Regions from separate parts of the Homo sapiens genome. Here region 2 is linked to region 1. A link is a loop called in an ENCODE intact Hi-C map of the cell type or tissue named here. Cell type or tissue: mucosa of descending colon. All regions are shown on one strand. Links, peaks and the distances in the headings refer to the core of each region. The heading gives the core; the rest is flanking DNA. Region 1 overlaps RASSF5 (Ras association domain family member 5). Region 2 overlaps EIF2D (eukaryotic translation initiation factor 2D).

Region 1 (15,528 bases), core at 3,728-11,727:
CGCACTGGAGTAGGATGGCCTCCTGATTCAAGATGACTGGTATTCTTATAAGAAGACAGAAGCACAGGGAGAACGCCACGTGACGATGGACACAGAGGCTGGAGTCATGCAGCTGCACACCAAGGAATCCAGCAAATCATCAGAAGCCAGAAAGAGGCAACAAAGGACTCTCCTGCATATTTCAGAGCGGGCCTGGCCCAGCCAACACTTGATTTCAAGCTAGCCTCCAGAACTGCGAGACAGTAATTTTCTGTTTAAGTCACCTGGTTCATGGTACTTGGTTCCAGTGGTCCTGGGTGCTGAGGTCCTTGGCCCTCCATCCCAGCTCCTGGTTGTGGCTCCCTTCTGGGGAGAGGGGCTCCTATTGTGGTTTGTCTCCTTCATTTCCCTTTACAGTTGCCTCCTTCTATATACTTTCATAGGCCCCTCTTCCAAATCCTGGAAGCACATTTACTTCCCTCAAAGCATCCCCTAGCAATAGGGATAGGGTCTGTCATTGGAAGGAAAGGCTACAAAGGGGAAAGGATCATTTGATTTTACAGATGGCAATGTCAATATCAAGAAATGCCTGTTCTCCCGGAGAAACTACAGCTAGTTTCTCCTTAATCTGTTGCTGCCTCTTGTTTGCAAGATCCTTGTCCTCTTTAGTGATGACAGAATCCCCTGCCTCCTCTTGGCCCCTGTGATAAGGTCACAGGATTTACCTGGAGTCTCATCTCCTCTGGAAGCTCCCCAGAGCTGCCTGCACCCTGAAGCCCTCCCTGCCTGTTCTGGCTGGCAACTGTCTCTAGTTGAGCAAGCTTCCTAGGTCTGTGCCACAGCCAGGCCCCTGCTTTGGGCTGTCTCTGTTGTTAGTTATCTTTTCACATGTGCATCACATCTGCCCAGTGAGCCTGGGTTTCCCAGGTTTCTTTTCTAATTCATCCTCACCCTCGGGCTAGCACAGAGCACGAGGAAGCCCCCATGCTCCAGACATTGATGCTGCTGCCAGAGGCGATGGCACTAGCTGCCCAGGGAGGGCTGAACCCTTCCTTCCTAGAAGCCATGCTCCACCCAGAGTTTCACTTTTCCCTCCCTCCTTCCTCATCCAAACTGAGCACCTGGCCGGGTGCGGTGGCTCACACCTGTAATCCCAGCACTTTGGGAGGCAGAGGTGGGCAAATCGCTTGAGCCCAGGAGTTCGAGACCAGCCTGGGAAAAATGGTGAAACCCTTTTTTAATTAGCCAGGTGCAGTGGTGGGCGCCTGCAGTACCAGCTACTCAGGAGACTGAGGTGAGCCCGGGAGGTGGAGTTTGCAGAGAGCCACGATAGTGCCACTGCACTGCAGCCTGGGTGGCAGAGTGAAACCTTGCCTCAAAAAGAAAAAACAAAAAACAAAACATAAATTGAGCACCAGCTGAAGGCTGTGGAGGACAGTGGAATACCAAGGGCAGGGGTTGGTTTGGTTTGGCAGCAGCTGGTGACGAGCTGCCTTAAGGGAACTGTGGTCTGTGGAGAATTAACCACTGGGTCTAGTGGAATGTGGCTCTGTCTTTGGAATCTCATGGGTCTCCCCAATCCCTGAAAATGTCAGGCCTGCAGGCTGTTGCTTTTGGGTTTGGAGAAAGGCATGGGGGCTCTGACTTCATCTCTGCTGGCCTAAAAGCCCTGGGCTTGGCATTTCCAGGACGAGGAAGTATGAAGATGTGCTTCAGAGGTTTTGCTGCAGCCTGTGATTACATGGTCCGATGGAACAAAGTCTTTGGTGCTCAAACATGCTTCTTATAAAATCCCAGAACACTTCTCAGAGTCTTCTGCTACTTAGTGTTGTCCAGCTCAGCATGGTGATGTTTTCAGGGTGTGTGTGTGTGTGTGTCTGTGTGTGTGTGGTGTGTGTGTGTGTGTGTGTGTGTGTGTGAGAGAGAGAGAGAGAGATGGAAATTGAGAGATTCAGATGCACAGGTGGACATAGACTGCCTGTGCCAACAGGACAAGGAGCTAAAAGAGGAGGAGAGAGAAATTCCTCCTCTCCCAGGTGCCTTCCCATTTGTGAGTTATGGCAGCTGTCATCACCGTGGAGCTGGGCGAGCTTTCAGTCCTTCCTCCTTTTCCTTGCTGCCATTTCTTGGCATCCTCAGAGCATTCTTCATCGCTCAGAGCTCTACCAGAGCCATACAGGTGTGTCCCAGGGCCAGCGCCAGGAACAATGCTGCCCATTGTGGGTTCTGGCCTCAGTGCTCCCTTATCAAAACCCTGGTATTTCTGGGCACTGCGGGCAGAAGTTTGGCCTGCACTTCCCTTTGTACCCTTCACCTTACTAAAGGGGAGGCTGTTTTTGTGCTGAGCAAGAGGTCTCCCACGGAGGACCAGAAATGCATGTGGGTGCCTGCAGGTAGATGGGTGCATGCCCCAGGGAATTGACTTCATTCATTTCTGTCTCCAAGTGAGAGGAGGAGGGAGGCGTAGAGAAGCGTGGGATCTGAAGGAGAGGATATTGGTGGGCTTCACTTTCGAGCACAAAGGAGATGAGCAGTGAAGGTTCCAGACACTGTTACAGAAAGGTGGTCAGGCCATGGGTAGGAAGGTCGTGCGGTTCTGGGATCTCTGTGTGTCCCCACATTTGTCAGGGTGCTCCCCTATGGACATTAGTGGCAAAACCCGTGCAAGAAACATGGTCCAGGTGCTTATCTTTGGGGGAGTAAGGGAAGGGGCAGCTGGGGAGAGGGGGGTGTCATTCCAAAGCTCCCCAAAAGTGGGGAGAAAAGGAGCCATCACCCCTCTGCCAAGATAGAGTGTGCTGTGGTGGCTTTTAAAAATCGACACCAAATGTACTGAATTTTTGGAGCTTGTTAGAAGGAAGGAAAAGCATTTCGAGGTGCCTGAGCCCTTATCAACAAAAAGTGGCCCCCTAATCCCCAGGTATGCAATCAAGTCCAGGCTGTCACGACTCCTGCCACAAAACCCGCCCACCCTAACCCATCCTCATGACTTGCCTTCACAGTCCAGAAGGAAAATTTATGAGATTCCAGCGCCTAGAAGGCTGGGCCTTCTGGCCGAGCTGAGGCACCTCCAGAATAGGTGACTCCAGCTGACCTGGCAGCTATCTGTGAGGACCACACCTCAGATCCGAGCATTTTCCCTGCGGATGGACTTGTGTTACTTTCTTCTGCTGCCACCTTGTCTTCACTACCCCCCACCCCCGCTCCCCTGCCCTTCCCTCGCCTCCCTGAGTCTCCTGCTGCCTTTGACTTCACCTCCCTTCTGCCAGGAGGCTCCAAAGAGAGCCCTTGAGAAAGCTGGAAAATACTAGCAGCCTTGGTGCTGCCACCAATGAGCTGTGTGTCATTGGGCACCTCACTTTTTCTCTCTGGCCTCAGTTTCCCCATCTCTGAGGTAGTCCCCAAAGCTCTTTTCAACTCTGGTCACTAAGTCTCTGCTTCCATGGAAGTGAACATTGTCGATGGAATGTGCTTCCCCCGCTGAATCCCCGGATCTGGGATGTGGTCTGTGGGCTATTTCAGCTGCATTCAGAGTAGCATCCCCACATTCTAGCCTAGGCCGGGTCAGAGAGAGGTAACAGCACTTCCTGCTGATGATAATGCCTTTGTCTCTGGAAGCACTTTTAATTCTTCAAGATATGTCCTCCTTTATAACTAGAAGCAGGCAGGGGAGCTATTACCCATACAGGCTGAGTATCCTTTATCTGAAATGCTTGAGACCGGAAGTGTTTCTGATTTTGGACTTTTTTCAGATTTGGGAATATGTATGATACCAGTCAAGCATCCCAAATTTGAAAATCAAAAATCCGAATTGCTCCAGTGAGCACTTCCTTAGAGTGTCATGTCGATGCTCAAAGAGTTTCAGATTTTGGAGCATCTTGGAGATCTGATTTTCAGCTTGGGGATGCACAACCTGTATTTTACAGATTGGCAACATAAGGCCCATAAAAGTCAAGTCCTTCCCCAGGGATTTATGGGTGCTGGTGATTAATGTAAAGTGGTAGAAAGAGCACCAGTCTGGGAGGCAGAAGTTCTGACCTTGAGAAAGTCACTCAGTCTCTAGGCACTGATTTTCTATCTGTAAAATGGAAATAATAATGATTGCAGAGTCACACAAAGTAATGCAGGTGAAAGCAGTTTGCAAACGCGTAGAGCACTTAACTTGCATCCTTCCTGGGGGATCCGAGAGCAGGGTGGCATTCTCACGCTGTCTCCCGCCCCACCACTTCTCTCCTGCACTGCTCTTCCCACTGGGAACTAATGCAATCTCCAAGGTTATTTCTCTGGGTGAAAGTGGGGAGGAATCCTGCCTGTCCTCTAATCTCCCTTTTGTTCTTTACCTCCAGACTGTAAATTCACCTGTCACCCAGAATGCCGCAGCCTGATCCAGTTGGACTGCAGTCAGCAGGAGGGTTTATCCCGGGACAGACCCTCTCCAGAAAGCACCCTCACCGTGACCTTCAGCCAGGTAGGTGCCAAAGCTCTCGTACCAAGCTGGGAACAGCCTCTGCAGGTGCCCCGGGCTCCACTTTCTCTCCCAGGAGCTCTGGTGAGCAGGAGGTGGCATGAGGCCTCAGATTCCACATGCACTGGATGGAGTTCACAGACACCCTGTTCCAAGGGGACTAGGGGAAGTGACACAGAGAACTCTGAAGATACTCAGAAGTCCCCTGTAGTTCTCCCCAAGTACAGAGCCTATTGTGGCTTAGGGCTCTGAGCCAGAGATGTGGGTATGAGTGAGCAGTGGGGTGGCTTCCAGAGAAGCCTTCTGACGGTCCCTAAAGGCCTCATAGCCCTGGGACAGTGGGGATGCTGGGGCTGAGGCATCTCAAGCACATTGTCCAGCCAGGCCAGCCCAACCTTCAGAGAGGCTGGGCAAATGTTCTCTCCCTGTGTTAAAGAACCAGAAAATTGATGTCCAAAGCAGCTTTTGGTTCTGGGTTTTGTAAAGACACTTGAACTGTGATGTATCTGAACTTTTATTTCTAGGATTTAGAATGGAGACAGAGGAGTGTGTTTATTGCTTCTTGCATTGAACAAGCATTTGTTGAGTATCTACTGTGTACCAAGCATGGGTGAGAGTTGGGGTAATAAATGCTACGTCACAATTCTTGTCCTCAGACAGCTTGCATTCTGGCAGGGGAGGCAGAATACCAACAAATAGCATACACTGTGATGCATTTTGCAATAAAAGTATGAACCAAGTGTTTGGATATATAGTGCAATTGTTTCTGCTGGGAGAAATCAGGGAAGGCTTCCCAGAGGAGGTGATGTTTGATTTAAGCCTTAATGTGTGGGTTGAAGGTTGCGAGTCAGGGAAGTAAGAATATCATCCTTTAATTCATTTAACAAATAAGTTTCGAGTGTTCACCATGTGCCAGGCCCAGGAATGCTGAGGATTTAATGATGAAAATTACAGACATGGTTTCTACACATCCGGTGCTTACAGTAGGGTAAGGGAGTGAGACTTTAAACAAATATATCCTGTGTCTCTGACGGAAAATCTCAAGGTGCTCTGAGAAACTATACTGGGGGACCCAGGTGCTGGATGGGAGACTCACGAGCAGCCCCCCGGTCTCCAGAGTAGCCATCACATGCTTTTTCTGGAACACAATCAACAGTGTTCAAATGCCTAATTCACCATGGGTGTTACCAGCCTCCCAGCTGTTCCCTCACGCCTTTCTCTCTCCCTGGAAAAAGAATTATTAGAAAGCAAGAATGATATATGTTTTTATAAGGGTGATGCTGGATTAGTTCTAAAATGTATATTTTAAAACTCTGCACATCGCTCCACAGACGTTGGAATAGTAACTATTTCTGGTGTAGCCTGAATGTAGCCTCTTGGAAGGGCCTTACCCTTAGCAGGAACTGTCTACCCAGGATGGGACACAGGGAAAGGAGAGGAGGCACATCTGGCCCCCAAAAGTGCTGATGGGCAATGCAGATGTTTCCTGAAGGTTTTCCTCAGAAGATAGAGGGAGGAGGTTACATAGTACACCATATAGCAACATTTCCTAAAAATCTTATTGAAACAACCTTTTCTGGTCTCAATTTGCTTTTCTCTTTGGGAGCTTCCAAGTGTCTCTTCTTTCTGATCTCCTCAGCCCTGCACGCCACCCTGGAGCCTGGCTGTCCCCATTACTTCCTGGGTCTCCTCTTTGTGTCTCTTTCTGTTCCTTCCTTTAGAGCAGCAGGTCTCAAAAGGCGGCAATTTTACTCACCCCCTAGGACATTTGTCTGGAGACATTTTTGGTTGTCACAACTTAGAGGATGCTACTGATTCTAGAAGAGGCCAGGAATGCTGCTAGCCGGCCTGTTTTGCATAGAACAGCCCCCCACAACAAAGAATTATCTGACCTCAAATGTCAGTTGGGCGAAGACTGAGAAACCCTGCCCTAGAGTGGGCTAGCCAGCTCCCAAGTGTGGCAGGCAAAAGGCCCAGGGAAGGCCTGGAGTTGGCTGGATTCGTTGTCTCATCCTCCAAATGTCAGCAGTGAAGAGATGCTTTCATGTCTGAGTTTTTGGAAACAGAGTGACCCCCTTTCCTCTGCTGGAGAGAGGAGTCAACCTTGGAACCCTCTGGCAAGTGAAATCAGGGCTTGTCTAGAGCAGAAACACCACTGAAACATTGCAGAGGAAGGAGCCAAGAACCCCGCGTGGGAGCTGAACCGCCCCCAGTGGGCAAACAGCCTGGCATGGGGTTTGCTCCTGGGCTGGCCAGATCAGGCTGCTGCTGTATTTGCCTTGGACAGGCCTGCCTGCATGCTTCAGCAGAACTGGGGCAGGACCCAGCCCTCTATCAATAAAACCTGGGCCCTGCTCCAGGCCCACTTGCCTCTTCTAAAAAGCCTGTTTGTGCTCATTTCCGCCTTGGCTTGATTTTCTGTTAAATCTCAAGATGGAGCTTTCTTTCACCTTGACATCATCGACCTGGGCTGAGCTAACTTCATGTGCTAGTGCTGTTTTCTTGGGGGATTTAAGGGAGCAGGGGCTCAGATCTGAGCTCAGCTACTTCCGGGTATATATGGCTTAGGGGGGTCTCGTCTCAGTGGCATTTCTCCTCTCTGATATATATTTTTTTTTCCTGAGACAGAGTCTCACTCTGTTGCCTAAGCTGGAGTGCAGTGGCATGATCTCAGCTCACTGCAACCTCCACCTCCTGGGTTCCAGCAATTCTGCCTCACTCAGCCTTCTGAGTAGCTGAGATTACAAGTGTGCTCCACCATGCCTGGCTAATTTTTGTATTTTCAGTAGAGTTGAGGTTTCACCATGTTGGCCAGGCTGGTCTCGAACTCCTGACCTCAAATGATCCACCCGCCTTGGCCTCCCAAAATGCTGGGATTACAGGTGTGAGCCACTGCGCCCGGCCCTCTCTGCTCTTTAAGGAAAGAAAATCATTTATTTTCCTCCATCCAGAGAGAACCATTCTTTATTAACATTTTTATATGTTCTTCCTGAACATTCATACATTTTTCAAAACATGATTGAGATCATCCTGTAGATAAGCATTTGGCCTCAACATTTCAAAAGCAACAATCCCAAGGTTCTGTCTTGTCTCTGCCATGCCACAGGGAGGCAGCTGGGGAGGAAGGAGGGACAGGTGTGGAAGCGGGCAGGAATGAGCTCAGAATCCCCAGTGGCAAACTCAAAAGGTCATCGGAAACAGGCATCAGAAACCGAGGAAGGCCGCTGGGAGCTGTCTGTGCTTTTGTCAACCACAGAAATGAGGGTTTTGGAGTTTCTCCTTAAAGATCTCTGAGGTCTCTGATATCTGACTTTTCCTTGGGCACCCATGCGTGACCAAGCAAATCTCCTTCAAGTCTACCCTAGACCCCTTTTTCAGTTTAAGCCTCATTTGCTAAGGAACATCATCGCTATTGGCTAAAGACCACAATCAGTTACCCAAACAGCTGCAGTTCTTCTATTTAGGATTATACCCCAAAGAATTTATACTTCTGGTGGTCTTAACGGTGCTCTTATCCTGTCACCCCTGGGAGGAAAAAAGCCCTCAGTGGCTCCTGGTGCCCTCACGATGAAGTGAGGCCTCTGATGGCTTGGTTCAGTCCTTTCGCTGCCTATGGAGAAGCTGGCCCCAAGAGAAGAAGTCTTTGTCCTTGCCCACCACTGGATTCTCATTATCACCCACTGCGGCCCAGGGCAACCCCGGCAGCTCTGTCCCTTTGGCCTTGGGTGCCGCTTTTCTTGGTACATGGAATGCACAGATTGCAAGAGAGAAACATAAGCACTATTCCTTCTACTCCAATCCCTTGCAGCCAGTGCTCAAATTTTATGCCAGCAGGCCCAGAGTCCTACCCCTTCCTCCTGACCCTCTAGAGTCCCTGATATGGTTTGGATGTGTGTCCCCTCCAAATCTCATGTTGATGTGTGGCCTCCAATGTTGGAGGTGGGACTGTTGGGAGGTGTTTGGGTCATGGGGGTGGATCCCTCATGAATGACTTGGTGCTGTCCTGCAATAATGAATGAGCTCTCGCTCTATTAGTTCACACAAGAGCTGGTTGTTTAAGACAACCCTAGCATCTCTTTTTTGCTGTCTCTCTCGAGTGTGACACGCCTGCTCCCCCTTCCCCTTCTACCATGAGTAAAAGCTTCCTGAGGCCTCCCCAGAAGCCAAGCAGATGCTGGTGTAATGCTTGTACAGCCTGAAGAACCCCAAGCCAAATAAACCTTTTCTCTTTATAAATTACCCAGCCTCAGGTATTCCTATATAGCAACACAAAATGGACTAAGACAGTTCCTGGGCAGCAACCTCGGAAACCAGGCTCCCAGGCCCTCAGCTGCAAAGGCCAGCCCCTCCCATGGCCGTTCCCAGACCACACTCAGGCACTTTCCCCACTCAGGACTCAGGCCCTGCTCATGTTCCACCTGTCTACTATTTACTTAACATTTCTCTTTAAATAGACTTATTTTATTAAATTTAAATAAACTTACATTAAAGGAAATTTTAAAATATCCTCGAATCACTGGTTTGATGTACTTAGGAATTTTTTCTCAGCACACATTAAATGAATACTTATAATTTCTTTTAATATGTGTCTAAGGACTGCCTCAAATTTACTCCACAAATATTTATTAAGCCAGGCACTAGCCAGGCACAGTGGCTCACACCTATAATGTCAGCACTTTGTGAGGTCAAGGCAGGAGGATTGCTTAAGCCCAGGAGTTTGAGACCAGCCTGGGCAACATAGCAAGGCCTTGTCTCTACTAAAAATTAAAAACATTGGCCAGGTGTGGTGGTGGTGTGCATCTGTAGTGCTAGCTACTTGGGAGGCTGAGGTAGGAGGACAGCTTGAACTGAGGAGAAGGAGGCTACAGTGAGCTATGATCATGCCACATGCCACTGTACTCCCATCTGGGCAGCAGAGTGAGACCTTGACTAAAAAAAAAAAAAAAATCCACGCACTGTTCTAAAGTCCTTTCAGGTGTCATTTGTGGGAGATGCTGCCCTATCGAGGCCACTCTCTTTGGCCATCTGGTGCCTGGACTACCAGGGCACTGGGTCCAGGGAGTGCCTAAGGGGCAGTGTGAGCAGTGGAGAGAGCTCCTGGGATGCTGAGAAGGAATTGCCAGCTGTTCTTACCAATACCAAGGTGCTCTTCCAAAGGACACTTGGATCTGTATATACTGATACGGAATTGTGCAGCATGAATGCAGGTCCCTCCACGGTACACATAGGACCAGGCCATTTGTATTTTGCATGTATATATACACGTGTGTGTGTATGTGTGTGTGTGTGTGTGTGTGTGTGTAAATGCAGAACGAGGGCCTGGTAGTGCTCAGCTAACTACTGAAAGAGATTTCACCCTGGAAGGGGGTGGACGTTGAAAGGGGTAGAGTGAGGCTCTCACCTTTTGCCCTTTGTTTCTGTGTTGTTTGAATAGCCAAATGCTTTTCATATGTTCCTAATGTCATTTTTTATTTTTATTTTTTATATTGAGTCTTGCTCTGTCACTAGGCTGGAGTACAGTGGTGCAATCTGTGCTCACTGCAACCTCCGCCTCCTGGGTTCAAGAAATTCTCCTGCTTCAGCCTCCTGAGTAGCTGGGATTACAGGCGTGCACCACCATGCCAGGCTAATTTTTGTATTTTAAGTAGACACAGGGTTTCACCATGTTGGCCAGGCTGGTATTGATCTCCTGACCTTGTGATCCGCCTGACTCGGCCACCCAAAGTGCTGGGATTACAGGTGTAAGCCACTGCACCTGGCCCTAATGTCATATTATTAAAAGGCAGTAAATGTTTTCTTAAAACACAGACCCTTGGCCTGGGTGACTGAATAGCTAGGTTCTAATCCAGATTGTGTAGACGAAATACTTGACATATGAGCCAGGACAAGCCTCTTAGTTTCTTTGAGTCTCAGGTTTCTCTTCTGAGAAATGGGACCCTGTGAGGCTCCAGCGAGAAGAGGTGTGTGAAAGCATGAGTGGACAAAAGCATGAGTATTCTAGGTGGCAGTCCTGGGCCATCTCTGGTACCTCTAACAGTCTTGCTAGATGTAGATTTTTTAACTGTGTAACTCCTGTGATGAAAGCCCTCAGTGGCTTCCCATTGCCCTCAGAATGAGTCTAAATCTGGATTAGCACACACAACCCTTATGGTCTGGCTCTGCCAACTCTCCAAAACACCAGAAAGTAGGGTTGTTGTCCTGGATATAAAACCAGGACTCTCTGGCTTTGTGGTTTGGGTGGACATTTTTTGCTATAAGGTTTATGACTATTGTTGAGGCCCCAAGTCACTATTCCACCCTGTGGATGAGTCCCTGTCCCCACTCACCAAAGGAGCAGATGGCTTCCAGGGTTCCAGGATAGATCAGCCGGCCAGCCAGCATTTCAGCCTTGCAGGTCCCTGCTGCCTTTCTGCCTACACCCCCAACCCCAAACACTGTCAAGCCTTAGCAGGGCCCCTGCTGCAATCACCCCTCAGCCCCTGCAGCAGAGTAGTGACTCCGCTGGCTTGGAGTTCTGTGCTTCCTGGCTCCCAGTCCTTTGCTCCCTCCTGCAGACATGCCACTGTCTGCATTAACGCGGTCTCTACCTTTCCAGACCCTTGAGAAAAAAAAAAAAGCTCCTGCGGCCAGTCCTGCCTTGTCCCTCAGCCCAACAGCCACGTGTTGAACCCAGGATGACCACGTGGGGGAGCCAGAGAGCAAGAAGAAATGCGCCTAAAAGGGCAGGTGCTGGGGGTGGGGGGATGTGTCCTTTCCTGAGGCCCCGGGCTCCCTAACACACTTGATAGACCTACCTGCACATCTCTCAGGAAGTGCAGGGTCTTGGGTCCCTTCTGGAAGCTTCAACACATGTTAATTGAACTGTGACTGATAACAACAGTAGCTGACATTTTTTGAGGCATACCTGTGTTCTGTCTACTCATTTCATTTATTATTGAAAGAAGTGTTGAAATCTCCAACTATAATTGTGGATTTGTGTATTTCTCTTTACAGTTAATATGCCTGTATTTTGAAGCTCCATTATTAGGTGCATAAACTTTTAGGAATTTCTTGTGTTTTTTTTTTTTTTTTTTTTAACAGACAGGGTCTCACTCTTTTCACCCAGGCTGGAGTGTAGTGGTGCTCATTGTAACCTTGAACTCCTGGGCTCAAGTGATCCTCCAGCCTCAGCCTCCCAAGTAGCTGGTACTACAGGTGTGTGCCACCATGCCTGAATATTTTTTGAGTTTTTTTATAGAGATGGGGTCTTGCTCTGTTGCCCAGGCTGATCTTGAACCCCTGGCCTCAAGCGATCCTCCTAAAGTGCTAGGATCACAGGCACAAGTCACCACATGGGATACTTTTAGGATTATTATGTCTGCTTAGTTAATTGACCTGTGTATCATTATGAAATGACCTTCTTTATCCCTGTTAACATTCTCTACTATGAAATCTACTTTGTCCAATATTAACATAGTTACTGCAGCTTTCTTTTAATTACCATTAGCATGGCATTCCCTAATCTACCCTTTCATTTTTAGGCTATGAGTCTCTTTATATTTAAAGATCATTTCTTATAGGCAGCAAATAGTTGGATCTTGTTTTTTTTTAAACCAATCTGCTCATCTCTACCCTTTGAGTATTTAGATCATTTGCATTTAATGTGATTATTGATATAGCTAGATTTTTTTTTTTTTTTTTGAGACAGTCTTGCTCTGTCACCCAGGCTGGAGTGCAGTGGCGCGATCTCGGCTCACGATATAGCTAGATTTTAAGTCTATCTTCTTACTACTTTTTTTCTTTTCTTTCTTCTTTTTCTATTTTTTTTTTTTTTTTTTTTTTTTTTTTTTTTTTTTTGGGACAGGATCTCATTCGGTCACCCAGGATGGAGTGCAGTGACACAATCATGGCTCACTGCAGCTTCAACCTCCCCAAGCTCAGGTGATCCTCCACTTCAGCCTCTCGAGGAACTGGGACTACACATGCACCACCACACCTGGCTGACTTTTTTGTACTTTTCGTAGAGACCGGGTTTCGCCATGTTGCCCAGCCTGGTCTCAAGTGATCAGGGGCTCAAGTGATCCTCCCACCTCAGCCTCCCAAAGTGCTGGGATTATGGGTATGAGCTACCGCACCCGGCCAGCTATTGGTTTTCTATGAGTATTCTATCTGTTCTTGGTTCACTTTTTCTTTTTTTCTTTCTTGCCTTCTTTTGGACTACTTGAATGTACTTTATGATTGCATTTTATCCCATTTGTTGCCTACAAGCTTTAACCCTTTGTTTTGTTATTTTAATGGTTGTCTTAGCATTTACAGTATATAAATGGTCCTTAATTTATGGGATTACATCCCAATAAACCCACTGAAAGTTGAAAATACCTGAAGTCAAAAATGCATTTAATACACCTAACCTACCAAACAACATGGCTTACCCTAGCCTATCTTAAATGTGATCAGAACACTTACATTAGCCTATAATTGGGCAAAATCATCTAACACCAAACCTATTTTCTTATGAAGTGTTGAATATCTCATGTAATTTATTGAATGCTGACCTAAATTATGGTTTCTATCAAATGTGCATCTCTTTAGCACCATCTTAAAGTTGAGAAATCATAAGTAGGACCGTTGTAAGGAGGGAACCATCTGTACATCTTTAGCTCATCACAGTCTACCTGTCAAATGATACTATGCCATGTCATGTATAGTATAAAACCCTGGCTAGGCACAGTGGCTCACACCTGTAATCCTAGCACTTTGGGAGGCTGAGGTAGGAGGGTCATTTGAGCCCAGGAGCTCGAGACCAGCCTGGGCAACATAGTGAGACCCTGTCTCTATTTTATACCAAAAAAAATTTTAAAAAAGAAAAGAAAAGACAAAAATGATAGTATCCTTCCATTTCTCATCTACAGACCTTTGTACCATTCTTGTCCTGTATTTTATTTTCGCATATACTACAAGCCAGGGGTCCCAGCCCCCAGGGCCACACACATGGCCTTTTAGGAATCAGGTTGCATAGCAGGAGGTGAGCAGTTGGAGAGCAAGCCACGCTTCATCTGTATTTACAGCCACTCCCCATGGCTTGCTTTACAGCCTGAGCTCTGCCTCCTTGTAGACCAGCGGCAGCATTAGATTCTCGGAGGAGCCTGAACCCTATTGTGAACTGCGCATGCGAGGGATCTAGGTTGCGTGCTCCTTATGAGAATCTAATGGCTGATGATCTGTCACTGTCTCCCATCACCCCCAGATGGGACCATCTAGTTGCAGGAAAACAAGCTCAGGCCTCCCACTGATTCTACATGATGGTGAGTTGTATAATTATTTCATTATATATTGCAATGTAATAATAATAGAAATAAAGTGCACCATAAATGTAATGCACTTGAGTCATCCCCAAACCACCAGCCCCACCCCAGTCCATGGAAAAATTGTCTTCCACAAAACCAGTCCCTGGTGCCAAAAAGGTTGGGGACCACTGCTATAAGCCCCTTACAATATTGTTACTATTTTATTTAAATGGCCAATTATATTTTAAAGAGATTTAAATGATAAGAAATTGTTTATTCATTTGGTTACCATTTCTGGTACTTTTTTTTCTTCTGGTAGATCCAGGTTTCCATCCGATATCATTTTCTTTCTGCCTGAAGGACTTTCTTTAACATTTCTTGTATTTGTGGGTGTGCTGATGATGAGTTTTTTCAACTTTCCATGTCTGAAAAAGTTCTAATTTCACCTTCCTTTTTGAGAGATTTTTATGGGATAGAAATTTCTAGGTTGGCACTTTTTTTCTTTCATTATTTTGAAGATGTTGCTTCACTACCTCCTCACTTGCATTATTTCTAACAATAAATTTACTGGTATCTTTATCTCTGCTCCTCTGTATATAACATATTCTTCTTTTTTCTTTTTATCGCTATGTATTAGTCTGTTTTGTGTTACTATGAAGGTATACCTGAGACTGGGCAATGTATAAAGAACAGAGTTTGACTCATGGTTCTGCAGACGGTACAAGCATGGCACCAACATCTGTTTGGCTTCTGATCAGGACCTCAGGAGGCTTTACTCATGGCGGAAGGTGAAGGGAGAGCAGGCATGTCACATGGTGAGAGAGGGAGCCAGAGAGAGAGGAGGAGGCGCCAAGCTCCTTTGAACAACCAGCTCTCACATGAAGGAACAATACGAGATGCTCATTACCATGGGGAGGGCACCAAGACATTCATAAGGGATCTGCCGCCTCAACCTAGACACCTCCCGCCAGGCCCCACCTCTAACATGAGGGGTCAGATTTCAACATGCGATTTGGAGGGGACAGATATCCAAACTGTATCACACTGGTTTTGAGCAATTGGTTACAATGTGCCTTTTGTACTTGTCTTTATGTTTCTTGTACTGGGTGTTCATTGAGTTTGTTGGATCTGTGGATTTATAGTTTTCACGAAAATTGGAAAAATTGGGGGCATTATTTCTTCAAATATTTTCATACCCCCCCACTCTGAGGATACCACTTACATGTATATTAGACTGCTTGAATTCGTTCCACAGCTTACTGCTCTGTTCATTTAAAAAATTCTCTTTTCTTTCTGTGGTTCATTTTGTTTTGTTTTATTTTGTTTTGAGACAGAGTCTCGCTCTGTTGCCCGGGCTGGAGTGCAATGGCGCGTTCTCGGCTCACTGCAACCTCTGTCTCCTGGGTCCAAGTGATTCTCCTGCCTTGGCCTCCCAAGTAGCTGGGATTACAGGTGCCTGCCAACGCTCCCAGCTAATTTTTGTATTTTTAGTAGAGACAGGGTTTCACTATGTTGGCCAGGCTGGTCTCGAACTCCTGACCTCAGGTGATCCACCCACCTTGGCCTCTCAAAGTGCTGAGATTACAGGTGTGAGCCACCATGCCTGGCCTGTGCTTCATTTTGGATCATTGCTATTGCTGTGTCTTCAAGTTTGTTAATCTTTTCTTCTGCAAAGTCTAATCTGCCATTAATCCCCATCTAGTATATTTCCCATCAAAGGCATTGTAAATTTCAACTCTAGTGGTTTGATGTGGATCTTTTAAATATTTTCCATTTCTCCTACTTAACTTTTTGAATAAATAGCATATACTTATTCAG
Region 2 (15,528 bases), core at 4,673-12,672, 53 kb after region 1:
GTGTGGACTTGAGGTTTCTCACTTATCCATAGCGAGGACCAAACCAGATAAACCTTAGTACTCTATTGTGCTCAAAGAGCTTAGGAGTCTCAATTGTTGGCCGCACAGGGCTTGTGCTCTTGGGTCAGCCTGATGGAAGTCCAAATTGCCTTCTGCCATCAGAGGCCAAGTCCTTTAGGGGTAGGCCTGGGCCAGTCAGGCTCTCATTATCTGCTCTGCCAGTCATGGGAGGTAGATACCCCAATTTCCCAGCAGATAACAGGCTGAGAAGGGTGGAAAGCTGTGCTCGAGGTCACACTGCTGGGAGAGGTGGAGTCAGGCCCAACCCCGGTCTCCTGAGTCCACGTTCCACTCCTCCACCTGCTTTCTGAGGGTCTGCATGTTGGGAGGCTGGGTGGTTCCAGCATCACTGTCAAGATCTCGGCTGCTACACAGAAACTTAAGATTATTGAGTTTCAAAATAAAAACATGGTTCATAGACTGGCAACTCTTGGTCATGAGATGCCAGCATTTGGAATTTTGTTGCTGCTATGACAGGCATGCAAAGCCCAGGCTTCGCTGATTCAGTCTGTTCAGTAGCAAACTGTGTGTGAATCACGGATGTGAACTGGGAAGGGGAAGGCAGCAGGGTCTCTCAGGTCGTGTCAACTTCTAACCTGTCTCCTATTCTGTTTCTTCCCACAAATCTCCCTCTCGCCTCACAGTGGGATGCCTTCTCCATCCCTGAACTTCAGAACTTCCTAACAATCCTGGAAAAAGAGGAGCAGGACAAAATCCAACAAGTGCAAAAGAAGTATGACAAGTTTAGGCAGAAACTGGAGGAGGCCTTAAGAGAATCCCAGGGCAAACCTGGGTAACCGGTCCTGCTTCCTCTCCTCCTGGTGCATTCAGATTTATTTGTATTATTAATTATTATTTTGCAACAGACACTTTTTCTCAGGACATCTCTGGCAGGTGCATTTGTGCCTGCCCAGCAGTTCCAGCTGTGGCAAAAGTCTCTTCCATGGACAAGTGTTTGCACGAGGGTTCAGCTGTGCCCGCCCCCAGGCTGTGCCCCACCACAGATTCTGCCAAGGATCAGAACTCATGTGAAACAAACAGCTGACGTCCTCTCTCGATCTGCAAGCCTTTCACCAACCAAATAGTTGCCTCTCTCGTCACCAAACTGGAACCTCACACCAGCCGGCAAAGGAAGGAAGAAAGGTTTTAGAGCTGTGTGTTCTTTCTCTGGCATTGATTCCTCTTTGAGTTCTCTTACTTGCCACGTACAGGACCATTATTTATGAGTGAAAAGTTGTAGCACATTCCTTTTGCAGGTCTGAGCTAAGCCCCTGAAAGCAGGGTAATGCTCATAAAAGGACTGTTCCCGCGGCCCCAAGGTGCCTGTTGTTCACACTTAAGGGAAGTTTATAAAGCTACTGGCCCCAGATGCTCAGGGTAAGGAGCACCAAAGCTGAGGCTGGCTCAGAGATCTCCAGAGAAGCTGCAGCCTGCCCTGGCCCTGGCTCTGGCCCTGGCCCACATTGCACATGGAAACCCAAAGGCATATATCTGCGTATGTGTGGTACTTAGTCACATCTTTGTCAACAAACTGTTCGTTTTTAAGTTACAAATTTGAATTTAATGTTGTCATCATCGTCATGTGTTTCCCCAAAGGGAAGCCAGTCATTGACCATTTAAAAAGTCTCCTGCTAAGTATGGAAATCAGACAGTAAGAGAAAGCCAAAAAGCAATGCAGAGAAAGGTGTCCAAGCTGTCTTCAGCCTTCCCCAGCTAAAGAGCAGAGGAGGGCCTGGGCTACTTGGGTTCCCCATCGGCCTCCAGCACTGCCTCCCTCCTCCCACTGCGACTCTGGGATCTCCAGGTGCTGCCCAAGGAGTTGCCTTGATTACAGAGAGGGGAGCCTCCAATTCGGCCAACTTGGAGTCCTTTCTGTTTTGAAGCATGGGCCAGACCCGGCACTGCGCTCGGAGAGCCGGTGGGCCTGGCCTCCCCGTCGACCTCAGTGCCTTTTTGTTTTCAGAGAGAAATAGGAGTAGGGCGAGTTTGCCTGAAGCTCTGCTGCTGGCTTCTCCTGCCAGGAAGTGAACAATGGCGGCGGTGTGGGAGACAAGGCCAGGAGAGCCCGCGTTCAGTATGGGTTGAGGGTCACAGACCTCCCTCCCATCTGGGTGCCTGAGTTTTGACTCCAATCAGTGATACCAGACCACATTGACAGGGAGGATCAAATTCCTGACTTACATTTGCACTGGCTTCTTGTTTAGGCTGAATCCTAAAATAAATTAGTCAAAAAATTCCAACAAGTAGCCAGGACTGCAGAGACACTCCAGTGCAGAGGGAGAAGGACTTGTAATTTTCAAAGCAGGGCTGGTTTTCCAACCCAGCCTCTGAGAAACCATTTCTTTGCTATCCTCTGCCTTCCCAAGTCCCTCTTGGGTCGGTTCAAGCCCAAGCTTGTTCGTGTAGCTTCAGAAGTTCCCTCTCTGACCCAGGCTGAGTCCATACTGCCCCTGATCCCAGAAGGAATGCTGACCCCTCGTCGTATGAACTGTGCATAGTCTCCAGAGCTTCAAAGGCAACACAAGCTCGCAACTCTAAGATTTTTTTAAACCACAAAAACCCTGGTTAGCCATCTCATGCTCAGCCTTATCACTTCCCTCCCTTTAGAAACTCTCTCCCTGCTGTATATTAAAGGGAGCAGGTGGAGAGTCATTTTCCTTCGTCCTGCATGTCTCTAACATTAATAGAAGGCATGGCTCCTGCTGCAACCGCTGTGAATGCTGCTGAGAACCTCCCTCTATGGGGATGGCTATTTTATTTTTGAGAAGGAAAAAAAAAGTCATGTATATATACACATAAAGGCATATAGCTATATATAAAGAGATAAGGGTGTTTATGAAATGAGAAAATTATTGGACAATTCAGACTTTACTAAAGCACAGTTAGACCCAAGGCCTATGCTGAGGTCTAAACCTCTGAAAAAAGTATAGTATCGAGTACCCGTTCCCTCCCAGAGGTGGGAGTAACTGCTGGTAGTGCCTTCTTTGGTTGTGTTGCTCAGTGTGTAAGTGTTTGTTTCCAGGATATTTTCTTTTTAAATGTCTTTCTTATATGGGTTTTAAAAAAAAGTAATAAAAGCCTGTTGCAAAAATGACTCATGTTAGAAACGTCTCCCTTGAACTTCACCATCTTACGGACACTGGGAGCGGGGGAGAGAGGGTGAGAATGGACATGATCACATGCTTCCTGGTGGAGTCAGATTTTCTTTTGCCAGTGAGCAGAGAAATGAAGGCTACTGTTCAAATAATTTGGGAAAAATTGTCCAAATGCGTAGGCGGGAGGGCGCTGCCTGGGTGACCAGCTGTTCCATGTCTCCGCAGTGCAAGAGAGTCAAGGAGACTGATTGCAGGCAGAGATGCTGATGTGTGGGAAAGAGAAGGGCCTTCTGGAGCTAAGGGTGATTTGACACCAGGACAGGCTACTGAGCTGAGCCATGATTCTTCTACTTCTGGAATTATTTAAAAATAAGGTAGAAAGGAATAGATCTTTAAAAGTTTAAGATCACTTCACCTGGAGGAAGGGGGCTAGATCAAATGACCAAAACAAACAGTCCTTTCACTTGAGTTCTCTGACTTTCATCAAAGGAACATCTCAGTAATCATGGAAATAACCACATTAAATTATTAAAAAGAAATTCTTGCTGCCTTCCAGTATTGATCACATAGAATGCAATACATGGGGCCCAAAGAATGAATGAATGTCCAACAAGCATCCTTAAAACTGCCCAAGAATGGGGCACATCTGTAACATTTTTGTTCATCTAAACCCCCAAGAAATGTATCTTTCAATGATTTTGCCAAAGTCCAAAAATGAAGCACTTTCTGCTTTTCATTGAATCTCATATGGTTACAGCATAGGGTTAATAAATTCAAAGTTGTACGTTTGACATTGATACAGATTATTTGACTTAGCACATAGGAAAAAGAACCTGTTACACAGTCTGGCTCTACTCTGCCTTTGAATATGTCCCTATGCTGTTCACAGGGGGAGAGGGAAGATGACTCAATGCAAATGTGTCACCGTTACTGGAAAAACCACTCAATGCACAGGTCTGGACAGCACTGTGTCATGGCAGAATTGTGGGTCAAACCACAATTAAGGGTAGATGTTCATTTTAGACCCAGCCCTACCACTTACTGGCTTTGTGTCTTCAGCAGAGATCAACAAGGCGGGACATGACCTTTCTTAGCCTCCACTCCCTTCAAGATCGTGCAAAACAAATCAAGTTTGTGAAAGAACTTTGCACAGTGCTATATTTTACTTGTATTCACATAAGGAACCATAGTTCATTACTACTATACAGATCATAATCCCTCAGATCAGACTCTGGCAGGCCAAAGGCTTTAACAGGATCCTGTTTAGGCTCAATTTCTGGAAATCCCTTTCCTAGTTTCATATGCTCATGCCGGTAGAGATAGGATTAGTGAAATTAAGGAGTTTACTCATGAGTAAAAAGGTCTATTCTGGGCCTGATAACAGACGGTAGGAGGCGCCACACACACATTTTCAAACCCATTCCTTTTTTCCTTTTCAAGCCTCAAACGGGCAATTTGTGGATATTGTGGATATTTTTAAGCCTTTCTTATCTCAGTTTGAGAAAAACTGAGAAGAGAAAGAAACAAGTAAACTGAAGTGCAACTGTCTCTTAATGGTAAAACCCAAAAACTCAGGGAATTTAGCCCAGTTCTCCCTCCTATTATACAAGGAGAGATCCAGTCAGTGAAATGATTCCATAAACTGAGCAGGGACCAGCGCAGTGGTTCTGCACTTTTCTGGCATCAAGTGATCCCTTTGGGAATTTGATGAAAGCATGGTCCATCTCTCAGGAAAATGATCGTACAAAATCTGTGCACCATTTCAGGGAGTTCATGGATCCTCTAAAGACCTATTAAAGACCCCTTCCATGACCTCCACGTTAAGAAGTTGGGGCTGAAGAGGGCATGTGTTGGATGAGACTCTTCACTGTAACAAAGCTGTCATCTTGGAGTTACATCACAAATTTACCAGTTAGTGGCAGTGTCCTAAAGTTGGGGAAGAATCACTGTCCTATAGAAACCCACGTCCTAATATGCCTGTATACTGTTTCTGATTTCTATCTAGCCTAAATTCTACTGCAATTTAGGGTCAATTCTTTCTTCTGTTGCTTTGATTGATGACAGAGAACAGCTGGGATCTGTTTTCTACGTGACTAACCCTTTAGAGATGTGAAGGAACTATTTTGGGGCTAGGAAGTTAATTAGGCAGTAGGATATTTGGTAGAAGGTCTTTAAAAAGAGGAAGGCCCCACCTGTCCGAACTCTGAATGGGCTGGCCTGCCTGGAAAGCAGGGAAGGAATGAAATCATTGAAACCACATGGACAGAATGGCAGCCACCGTGACCTCTTCTGTCCATTTAGAATACTCCCGACTTCAAAAATTAGTACATTTTAGCTAAGTGGAGGAAACAAGAGGGAAGTCAGATTTAGATTAGAATAAAAATTTATTTTTGTAAAGAATTATATTTTGTATTTGCAAAAGCTGAAAATGCTCATAAAAATTACCAGCCCAGAGCTTGGATTTCCACCGGATCCACCACGTGAGACAAAAGAGTCTGTCACTTCTTCTTGCCAGGTTTGAGGGCCTTTTCTAGACCTTGGATGTGTTTTCGAGGGAGCTGATACTCTTCTACAATCCAAAAAGCACACACTCCTCAGCGGAGCATGACCTTGCTCCCCGGCTGGCCCTCCACCAGTCCCCGTTGCCTCACAATGTCATTCCACCCAGCTCAAACTCAACTTCGGGACTGACCACTTACGCCTACACCTCACAGCTGATGTGTATATTTCTGAAATTTTCACACTGAGAGCTACTTTCTGGGTGTATTTCAGGCATTTATAATTTTTTCACGAGAGAGAATGTGTCTGTTCAGTCTGTGCTCCTCGCTCTTGCTCATAACATTTCTTCTCAGTACCTTGTATGGGGTTCTTCACATAAAGAGGCTCAACTCTAGAAGTTAACTGTCAGGTACTGCCATAGGCCATGGAATACATTTGCCTAAATGAGCACTTACTATCCGCCAGGCCCTGAGGATGAAAAAGGCAAGGTTTCTGGCTCATGCAGCTCAGTCTGGCAGGAGGTTCAGACATTAGAAAAAATTAGCCAAGCTGCAGACATTAACCGGAAATATAAACACAATTGGAAAGTGCTACATTAGCAATGTTTAAAATGCTAATTTAGGCTCAGGCCTCCCAGGACCCCTGGGCTGGGCCAGTGAGCCTCTGAGGTCAGGTGGGCTTGGGCGTGGGAGGGCATCTTAGGCAAGGGGATAGCCCAGGCGGAAGCACATGTGGGTGAACATGCAAGGAGAATCTGGAGAACTGCAAGGAGACCAGGACAGCTGGTGCCTGCAACATGGGTGTAGGAGCTGCCAGAGAGAGCCTGGCAGGGAAGGCTGGGGTCAGGCTGGGAGGGTCTTGTTTATTGAGCTTAGGAGTTAATTCTGAAGGCATTGAAGAGGCATACAAAGTTTTTTAGAAGGGAGTGATGTGATCATATTTGTTTAAGAAAGCTGACTCAGGCAGAGATGTGAAGGCTGGTTTGAAGTGAGGAAAAACGGGAGGCTGGGTTACCCAGAGTTAGTAGAAAGAACTTAGGCTTTAGGCCAGGCATGGTGGCTCAAGCCTGTAATCCTAGCACTTTGGGAGGCCGAGGCAGGCGGATCATCTGAGGTCAGGAGTTCAAGACTGGCTTGGTCAACATAGTGAAACCCCATATCTACTAAAAATACAAAAATTAGCTGGCCGTGGTGGCATGCGCCTATAATCCCAGCTACTCGGGAGGCTGAGGCAGGGGAATGACTGGAACCTGGAAGGTGGAGGCTGCAGTGAGTGCAGTGAGCCAAGATTGCGCCACTGCACTCCAGCCTGGGTGACAGAGCGAGATTCTGTTTCAAAAAAAAAAAAACTTAGACTCTGGAGTCTAAAAAAGTTTCGTGCCCAGCTATATCACTCAAGAGTCAGAGGATCTCAGGGCAAGGTACGGAACCTCTCTGGGCCTCAGTTTCCTCATCTGCAAAACAGATAACAGCTCTGCAGCATCATTATGATTAAGAGAGATGCCTGCAAAAACCCCAACAATGGGCCTAGCACAAAAGTTTGGGTGCTCGCCATATGTTTTATAGAAAGGGACCAACCAGGAAGAAAACTACTCTAATAGTGGAAGAGAAAACACTGAATTTGGAAGGAGCCAAAGGATCTGATTCAAACACTGGTTCCCTCTTCTCTAAATAGCTACTAAAAACTAAATGGAGAGAGAGAGAGAGAGAGAGCGAGAGAGAGAGAGAGAGAGAGTGTGTGTGTGTGTGTGTGTGTGTGTGTGTGTGTATTATGCAAGTTGAGTTGGCAGGAAGGTCTTTGCTGAGCTAGACCAATGCCTCCACTCTTCAGAGGGGATGCTCACCAAGCAATAGCCAGCCGAGGTGGTGGACCTGGTTTCCCTGGATCTGCACCTGAAGGCTGTCCTTGGCCCCAGGGGCAGGATTGACGGTGGTGCTAGCCTGGCATCGCTGCTGAAGGATGGCAGCCACTGAGTATGGGTCCAGACCATAGGCCTCCAAGTTCCGGACCACGGTCACCTGGGGGGACAGTGGGGACAGAGACTGACGGTGGTGACTGCATTCCCTTCCCTCCAGAGGGCCTTCCAGAGCCTCAGCAGCCTTCTGAGCCCCTGTGTTCTCTGATGGTTCACCATTCCTATAACCCTAGTACTTTTTAAATCCAAATCACTTATTTTTGTGCTTCTAAATTGATTCTGTCTACCCCATCCAATATATGTATTACATATTTAGAGGGACAGATACTCTCTGTATCACACAGAATGTCTACTTCTTTTTTAAGTTTTATTTGGAGAATTCAAAACATAAATGAAAGCAGAATAGTATATAAACCCACATGTACCTATCACCAGTTTCAACAATTACCAACTCATGGCCAACCTTGATTCATCTATACCCCTGTCTACTCCCCACTCCTCTATTACTTTAAAGCAAACCTCCCCAGACATCAGATCATTTCATCTATAAATATTTCAGTATGTATCTCCAAAAGACAAGGCTCATTTAAACATAAAAACAAAACCATCATCACACCTAAAAATAAAGTAACAAACAATAGCTCCTTAATATCAACAATCTAGTCAGCAACACATGCATTCTTCTGGTATTCAGCTTCACAAATGACAAGTATGTGACTTTGAGATAAAAAAGAAAAATGTTAGTGCTTTTAAAATATCACAATTCTCCCCCTTGTTGCTTTAAAACAAATTCTTTCTCATTCATGACTACAGATAGTAAAGTGTATTACTATCAGGGGTGTGTGGGGGATGACTGCTATCAATAAAGACTATAAAAGCTCCAACTAGCCTTACGCTTATCAATGAGCTCCAGACCCAGAAAATCTTAGAATCAATAAGACTTTAGAGGACGTATCTCTTCCAATTGCCCACCTGATGCATGAACCCCCAACTACATCCTCCCCTGACAAGTGCTCACCTAATTTTTGCTTGCAGACTCTCCAGAAAAAAATTCACTATTTTATGAAGCACCAATTTCAATTTTGGACAATTCTATTTGTCATTATTAACAGAAAATTAGTGTTTACATAAACTATATATATGAAAATTATTTAGTTCAGTGTCTGGCACATAATTAAACACTCAATAAATAGTGACTGTTACTAATTATTGTAAAGATTATCATTACTGGTTCTCAATTATTGAGAACCAAGTATTTATATGCCAAGTACATTCTAAGTGCTTCAGCCATGTATACGCCTTCATTTGATCCTCACAATGCCTTACCAGGTAGGTATTATCCCCATTTTTCACAGAGTAAAACTCAGACAAAAAGAAATGAAGTAACATGCTCAAGGTCAGGCAGTGAGGCAACGGCTGCATTTGAACCCAGTACTATCCAAAGCCCACGCTCGTAACTGTACACTACTACAAAGTTCTTGAGTCTTTACAAAGACAGACTCAAGTCTGCCTTCTTGGCATTTCCACCCAATAATCCTATTTCTGTCCTTTCAAGGCATATAGAATAAGTGCCCTACTTTGCCAGGGGACAGCTTTGCACATATTTGAGGAGAGATGTCATTGGTTCCCCACAATTTTGTGTTGCCAAGCTAAACACACTCAGTTCCTTCAGCAAGTTTTTTACAAGTTATTTTCATTGAGCAAGGCCTAAGAGGTGAAAGAATATGTGGGAGCTGAATGTCCATAACATAGTTCTAAGAAAAAAATGAAAATACAATCTTGTTTACTTTTGGAACCAGGCTCTAGCAAGTTTCCTAGAACAAAATCCTAGAGGGCAGTGAGTGAGCGGGGTCAGCTTTACCTGTTTCATACAGAGCCCAGCCCAGGCACATAAACACGGGTGTTTCATAAAAAAATCTTTGATGAGTTTGAGGCCAATCTAAAAACCTCCAATCACATTAGGGAGACCAGAACTTGGCAAGAACATTAAATCACTATCCTTGAACATTGTGTCTTTCTAAAATTACCTTTTTATTAGACGCTCTTTGTGCTAGGGTGATGTCAATTGGACAGATTCTCCCTTTCTTCACAATGGGCTCTTGTCCGGGAAGGGTCACTTGATAGGCAGGCTGTAATTTTTCCAAACACCTGAAACAGAAGTTATGAGTTGCAAACTGATAAAGCCAACAGAAACCATTTCCTCATACCCCACTACCAGCAGGCAGTTAGGTGTAGGCTGAAATTGCAGGTCCACAACCTTGGCTGCACATTAGAATCATTCAAATCCCTAGGGAGCTACAGCCCAGATCAATGAAATCTGTATCTCTGACTAGGGCTATGTATTTTTTAAAGCTCCCTAAAATGCGGCCAAGGTAGACACCCACTGATTCAAAGATGGGAACATCAGTGACTTAGGCCCCTGGAAACGGTCCACTGACCTGGCCTTTTGAGAATCTGCCCAGTCTGCCCTGTGGAGGCTACTACCTGTCTCAAGAATGTGCCTTAAGTGGCCCATTGCCTGCGAGTGCTGCTTCACATTTCTGACATGTTTTATAGAGAACTTTTACCACGAGGAGTTTCTACCTTTTATCTAACCAAGTTTTCTCTTGCTATCACATATATCAGGATCAACAACTTTTTCTATAAAGGGCTAGACAGTAAATATTTTTGGTTTTGCCAGTCACCTGGTCTCTTACAACTACTCAGTTCTGCCATTATAGCATAAAACCAGCGCACAGACAACACATAAATGGATATGGTTGTGTTCCAACAAAACTTTATTTACAAAAACAGGTGGCAGGCCAGATTTGACCCATGGGCTGTAGTTTGCTGACTCCTGACAATAAACTATTTTCAGTTATGTGGAAAAGAAGGAATATTAAAAATTTTTCCTTTAAAGACTTTAAGACACTTTTCCCCAGCCTTCTTTTGCTTCTGCATCTTATTGAAGTTTTATTTTATTTTTTCTTATTTTTTTAAATGCCCTCACTTTAACAGAGTAAGTTCTTTTTTTGAGACAGGGTCTCACCTTGTCACCCAGGCTGGGGTGCAGTGACATGAAAATGGCTCAATGCAGCCTCCACCTCCTGGGCCCAAGCAATCCTACCGCCTCCGCCTCCCAAAGTGCTGGGACTACAGGCATGCACCACTATGCCTGCCTGAAGTTCTTATTTTTAATTAATGTTCCTTTTTGTTCTTCCTTTCAAGCTCTCCCATGTCATATTGGCTCAAATTGTTCCAAAGACCCCCCAAATCAGAGTTCCTCAAGCCTGTGTTTATGTAGACTGACTTGGTATGAATTACAGAAAGAAAATCAAAGGCTAAGATAGTGACAGTATTAAAGTTCAATGTGATCAACATTAAGGCGAGGGGATAGAAAAGTTGGAGAGGGACTGCCAATGCTCGTTACCTGGTCAGAAGACTGTCCCATGGAAGCTTCATGACTGTATGCTGTTCATTTTTCTCTAAGATGCAGTCACATAGGATGGGATCCAATCTCACAAGACTAAAGGGAAAGAAGAGGCAATGAAGAAATCCTAGACTTGTCCCTTCTGACCTGAAGGCTAATTCAGGATTCATCTCTCGTACGGCCTTTATAGACATTCAGGATATGAATCAATTATGGGCCCACAGTCCAAAAGGCAATGTACCTTATGGGTGGGAGATACACGAATGCTTTCCTAGGAAAAGCAGGAGGTGGAAGGGAAAGTGAGATGGGATAAATTTGAAGATCAGGAGCCTTTGCTACTAACTAAGCATGTGACCACAGCTTTCTAAGCTTAGCATCAAAATTGGCTAGTGAGGAAGAAAGAAAGGAAGTGGGGATCTTTAAAATGAAGGTGTTGGCCAGGTGCAGTGGCTCACGCCTGTAATCCCAGCACTTTGGGAGGCTGAGGCGGGAGGATCACCTGAGGTCAAAAGTTCAAGACCAGCCTGGCCAACATGGTAAAACCCCATCTCTACTAAAAATAGGGCCGGGCGCAGTGGCCCACGCCTGTAATCCCAGCACTTTGGGACGCCGAGATGGGTGGATCACTTGAGGTCAGGAGTTCAAGACTAGCCTGGCCAACATGGTGAAACCCCGTCTCTACTAAAAATACAAAAATTAGCCGGGCATGGTGGCGCATCCCTGTAATTCCAGCTACTTGGGAGGCTGAGGCAGGAGAATCGCTTGAACCTGGGAGGCAGAGGTTGCAGTGAGCACAGATTGTACCATTGCACTCCAGCCTGGGCAACAAGAGCAAAACTCTGTCTCAAAAATAAAAATAAAACATAAAATAAAATGAAGGTATTAGATTAGGCTGGTATGTCTCAACTTTTTTATCATGATGATGTTTTTTTAAAGTGAAAAAAAAATTTTTTTTTGAGATGGGGTTTCACTGTATCACCCAGGTTGCAGTGCAGTGGCATCATCATTGCTCACTGCAGCCTCAACCTCTTGGGCTCAAGCGATCCTCCCACCTCAACCTCCCAAGTGGCTGAGACTACAGGCATGCCCTACCATGCCCGGCTAATTTTTGTATTTTTTGTAGCGACAGGGTTTCATCATGCTGCTCAGGTGGGTCTCAAACCCCTGGCCTCAAGCAATCCTCCCACCTCAACCTACAAAAATGTTGGGATTACAGACATAAGCCACAGTGTCCGGCCATTAAAGTAAAAAACAATTAATGGAACTCTCTTCATCTGGTAGTTTACCATCTGTATCTCCTTTTAAGAAAATAATACCATAATGGGTACAAATATACAGTTAGATAGAAGAAATAAGTTTAGTCTTTGAGAGCAGAGTAAGGTGACTGTAGTTAACAACAATGTATTGTGTATGTCAAAATAGCTAGAAAAGAGGACTTACAGTGTTCCCGACACATAGAAATGGTAAATACTCAAGGTGATGATACCCCAAATACCCTGCCTTGATCGTTATACACTCTGTGCATGTAACAAAATACCATGCACCCCATAAATATGTACAAATATCTATCAATAAAAATAAATACCTAAAGCTATGATGACTTCAGTAAATTCTTTGTAAGCTTGCATTTTATTCCTCACAATAGCCAATTAAAGATGATTCATGGGTATTTGTGAGAGAATATTTACTTAGTCGGTAGTCAATGTTGATCGTATACATGGATCTGAACACCCCAGACAATAACTGAGTGTCCACAGCCCATGGTTTGGAAACCACTGATCTTAATTACCTCTAAGATGCTATGGTTTTCTATTCTCCCTCCCAGACATCCTCCCCAAATGTGTCTATGTCTGATAAAGACAAAGACCCAATAAGACAGATCTGGTGCTTCTCATGCACTCACTTTTTGTTGTCTGCATCAACCAGGTCATTTTTCTTGGCGTAGTTAATGACGATCGTTCGGACCTCACTGCCCTCCAGAAAGCTCCCCTTCCTAGGTGAGGAGAAGTGACCCAGGGGTTAGTTCATGCTGTGCCATGAGACAAAAATGCAGATGCCCAGACTCACTCCCTGCTGAGCAGGGAACTTTCCTTAGCTTTCGGCCTCTAGTTTCTTCCCTTTTCCTGACTGAAGTGAGCATGACCATGTGAAGAATAATTACACGCAGAAAAGGGTGAGACCTACTCGTTCATTTAGTCCAGAGGAACTTGCCCAGGGAAGAAGGCTGGAAGCTGGATTTTGGAGAAGGGGAGAACAGGGGCAGAGCAGGTTTTGCCAGTCGCAAAAGAGCACTACTCAGGTTGAGAGGAACTGTAGGCCAGAACACCAAGCAGGCAGAGAAGGGCTGCTCTCCAAAAACTCACTTGTGGCCAGACTCCTGGAAGAGCAGGGTCATGCTGGCTGGGACACAGTAGAGGGGTTTTATATCTGGAGGGTGATAGGGCTGTTCCCTGCTACCCTCCTGGATAGTCTGGGAGGTCGGGGAGGGCTCGGGTATGACGAAAGATGTAATCCTAAAACCCAGCAGAAGGAAAGAAAAAACACATTTTATACTAGCATCTCAGCAATCCCCAGTCCGTGGCCCAGGTGCCCTGGGGCCAGCTGGGCTACAGTGACAGGCCCCCTGCACTCACCTCGGGTGTTTCCAGTCCACAGCCACAATGCTCTCCACCCCTTTGCTCAGCTCCTTCACCTGTATAATCTGCTCCTGCTGCATTTGCTGCAGGAACTTAGAGAGCTAAGGGAGAGAGGGCCAGTGGTAGGGGACTTCATTGATTCCACACACATACTGAGCACCCAGGATGTGCCAGAGTGAGCTAGGCAGGGACTGTGCAGGGATATGAGACAGCCCCTGCCTTCATCAACCAGGAACTGGGAGGCCCCCAACCTGAGGGCCAGGGAGCAAGAAGCTGCTAGAGACTAACCAGTGAGGCCGTTCAGAACTCTAATCAGATATAAAGGGGTCAAAGGAGAAAGGAAAGTGGGTGCCACCAACTGCTTCAGCCCAGGGAGAGTTTCTTTCTTCCCCCTTATACTTGGAGTCAAAAAGCTTAATTCTAGACTGAGCCTGGTAGACAAGGCTTCCCCAGCATCCATCTGGCTTATGTCATATGTGCCCCTACACAACTCTCTGCATGGGTCTGCAAAGAAGATCCTTGCTTACCTTTTTGTAGCTTGACTTCTTTATGTCCAGTTGTCGTCCTTCGGGGCTGATGGCAGATGGAAAAGGCAAATTAAACTAATGAGCAGTCATACTGGGACCTGCCTGACACTGAGAGGAGGGCCTTTTTCCTCAGCCTTCCTCCCCCACCTTCAGAGAGAGGCCACTGTGCCAGAACTCTCTGCCCAGGGATGACAGCAGAGAGGGATGCAGACTATGGGACATTCTAAATCAGTGCTGTTCAAGAGAACTTTCCATAGACGTGGAATGTTCTCTGTGTTGTCTAACAGGGCAGCCATTAGCCACATGTGGGTAGTAAGTACTTGAAGTGTGACTAATGTGACCAAGGGAACTGAATTTTAAATTTTATTTACTTTAAATTAATTTAAACTGAAAATAGCGACATGTGGCCAGTGGCTACCACATTGGATACAGCCTTAGATTCCTCCCAGACCAGACAACCTTCTGTGGCCTCCAAAGTTGCAACAGCAAACTCACACTGTGGGCAGCCAGGCCTGGAGTGGGGCCCAGCAAGCCGCATCCTGGGGTCAGGTCTGGCCAACTAATTATCTACTGTCTATGGTCACATTAGTGCTACAATGGCAGCATCGAGCAGTTGCAACAGAGATGGTGTGGCCTGCAAAACTGAAAATATTCATATTTACTATCTGGCCCTTTACAGAAAAACATGCTGACCCCTGCACTACAGCAATTAGTTTTGGAGAGAACATTCCTGATAAAAGCTTACATCTTCTCTCAAAACATGACACGCAATAGCAGTGGATTCTCGAGGAGTCCTTCTAGAATCCACCCCAGAATCCTATCCTACAGAATATTCTGGGGCCCCTTTACCATATATTTGCAACCCAAGAAAGTCAGAACAGATTACCAAGTATCCCTCCACACACTCCAGACACCACATTTGTACAGGATAGCTTAAAGACACCCAAGTATAAATGGGAAGACATTACATTAAGAATCACTTTTTTAAAAAACCACAGCCAGATTCTCAAAAAGAAATAAATTCAGGCCGGACACAGTGGCTCACGCCTGTAATCCCAGCACTACGGGAGGCCGAGGCAGGCGGATCACTTGAGGTTAGGAGTTCAAAACCAGCCTGGGCAACATGGTGATACCCCATCTTTACTAAAAATACAAAAATTAGCTGCACATGGTGGCATGTGCCTGTAATCCCAGCTACTCGGGAAGGCTGAGGCAGGAGAATCTCTTGAACCTGGGAGGCAGGGGTTGCAGTGAGCCGAGATCACGCCACTGTACTCCAGCCTGGGTGACAGAGTGAAACTGTGTCTCAAAACAAAAAATAAATAAATAAATAAATTCAATCTCAGGGTAAAAATCAATAAGCAAACCTCCTGACATGATAGTATTT

What was found. A loop is a pair of places that touch in the nucleus more often than their neighbours do. Peaks named below come from ENCODE experiments on the same cell type or tissue, not always from the same donor. Only the 100,000 strongest peaks of a DNase experiment are listed, where the experiment ranks them.
Region 2: a loop joins it to region 1, with 2.2 times the contacts of the local background. A loop is called at or near these places in 92 of 110 quality-filtered maps.

What each region holds. Positions count from the first base shown.
Region 1 is chr1:206,533,847-206,549,374 of GRCh38, forward strand. RASSF5 (Ras association domain family member 5) reads left to right here. Exons shown (of 6, transcript NM_182663.4): 2 at 4,326-4,447. Among named protein-coding and RNA genes, the nearest start is that of RASSF5, 34 kb to the left of the region's middle. RefSeq lists enhancers at 10,341-10,885, 10,829-11,068, 10,886-11,428. In mucosa of descending colon, for the core only: CTCF peaks have their summits at 11,106 (motif pointing right) and 11,305; DNase peaks (open chromatin) are centred at 6,735 and 11,139.
Region 2 is chr1:206,586,122-206,601,649 of GRCh38, forward strand. EIF2D (eukaryotic translation initiation factor 2D) reads right to left here. Exons shown (of 15, transcript NM_006893.3): 8 at 14,142-14,187; 9 at 13,612-13,715; 10 at 13,342-13,491; 11 at 12,882-12,971; 12 at 10,979-11,074; 13 at 9,597-9,717; 14 at 7,498-7,672; 15 at 5,521-5,724. The coding sequence ends at 5,654. RASSF5 (Ras association domain family member 5) reads left to right here. Exons shown (of 6, transcript NM_182663.4): 6 at 705-3,327. The coding sequence ends at 857. Among named protein-coding and RNA genes, the nearest start is that of EIF2D, 19 kb to the right of the region's middle. RefSeq lists an enhancer at 1,978-2,478. In mucosa of descending colon, for the core only: no CTCF peak of the experiment used is centred there; no DNase peak of the experiment used is centred there.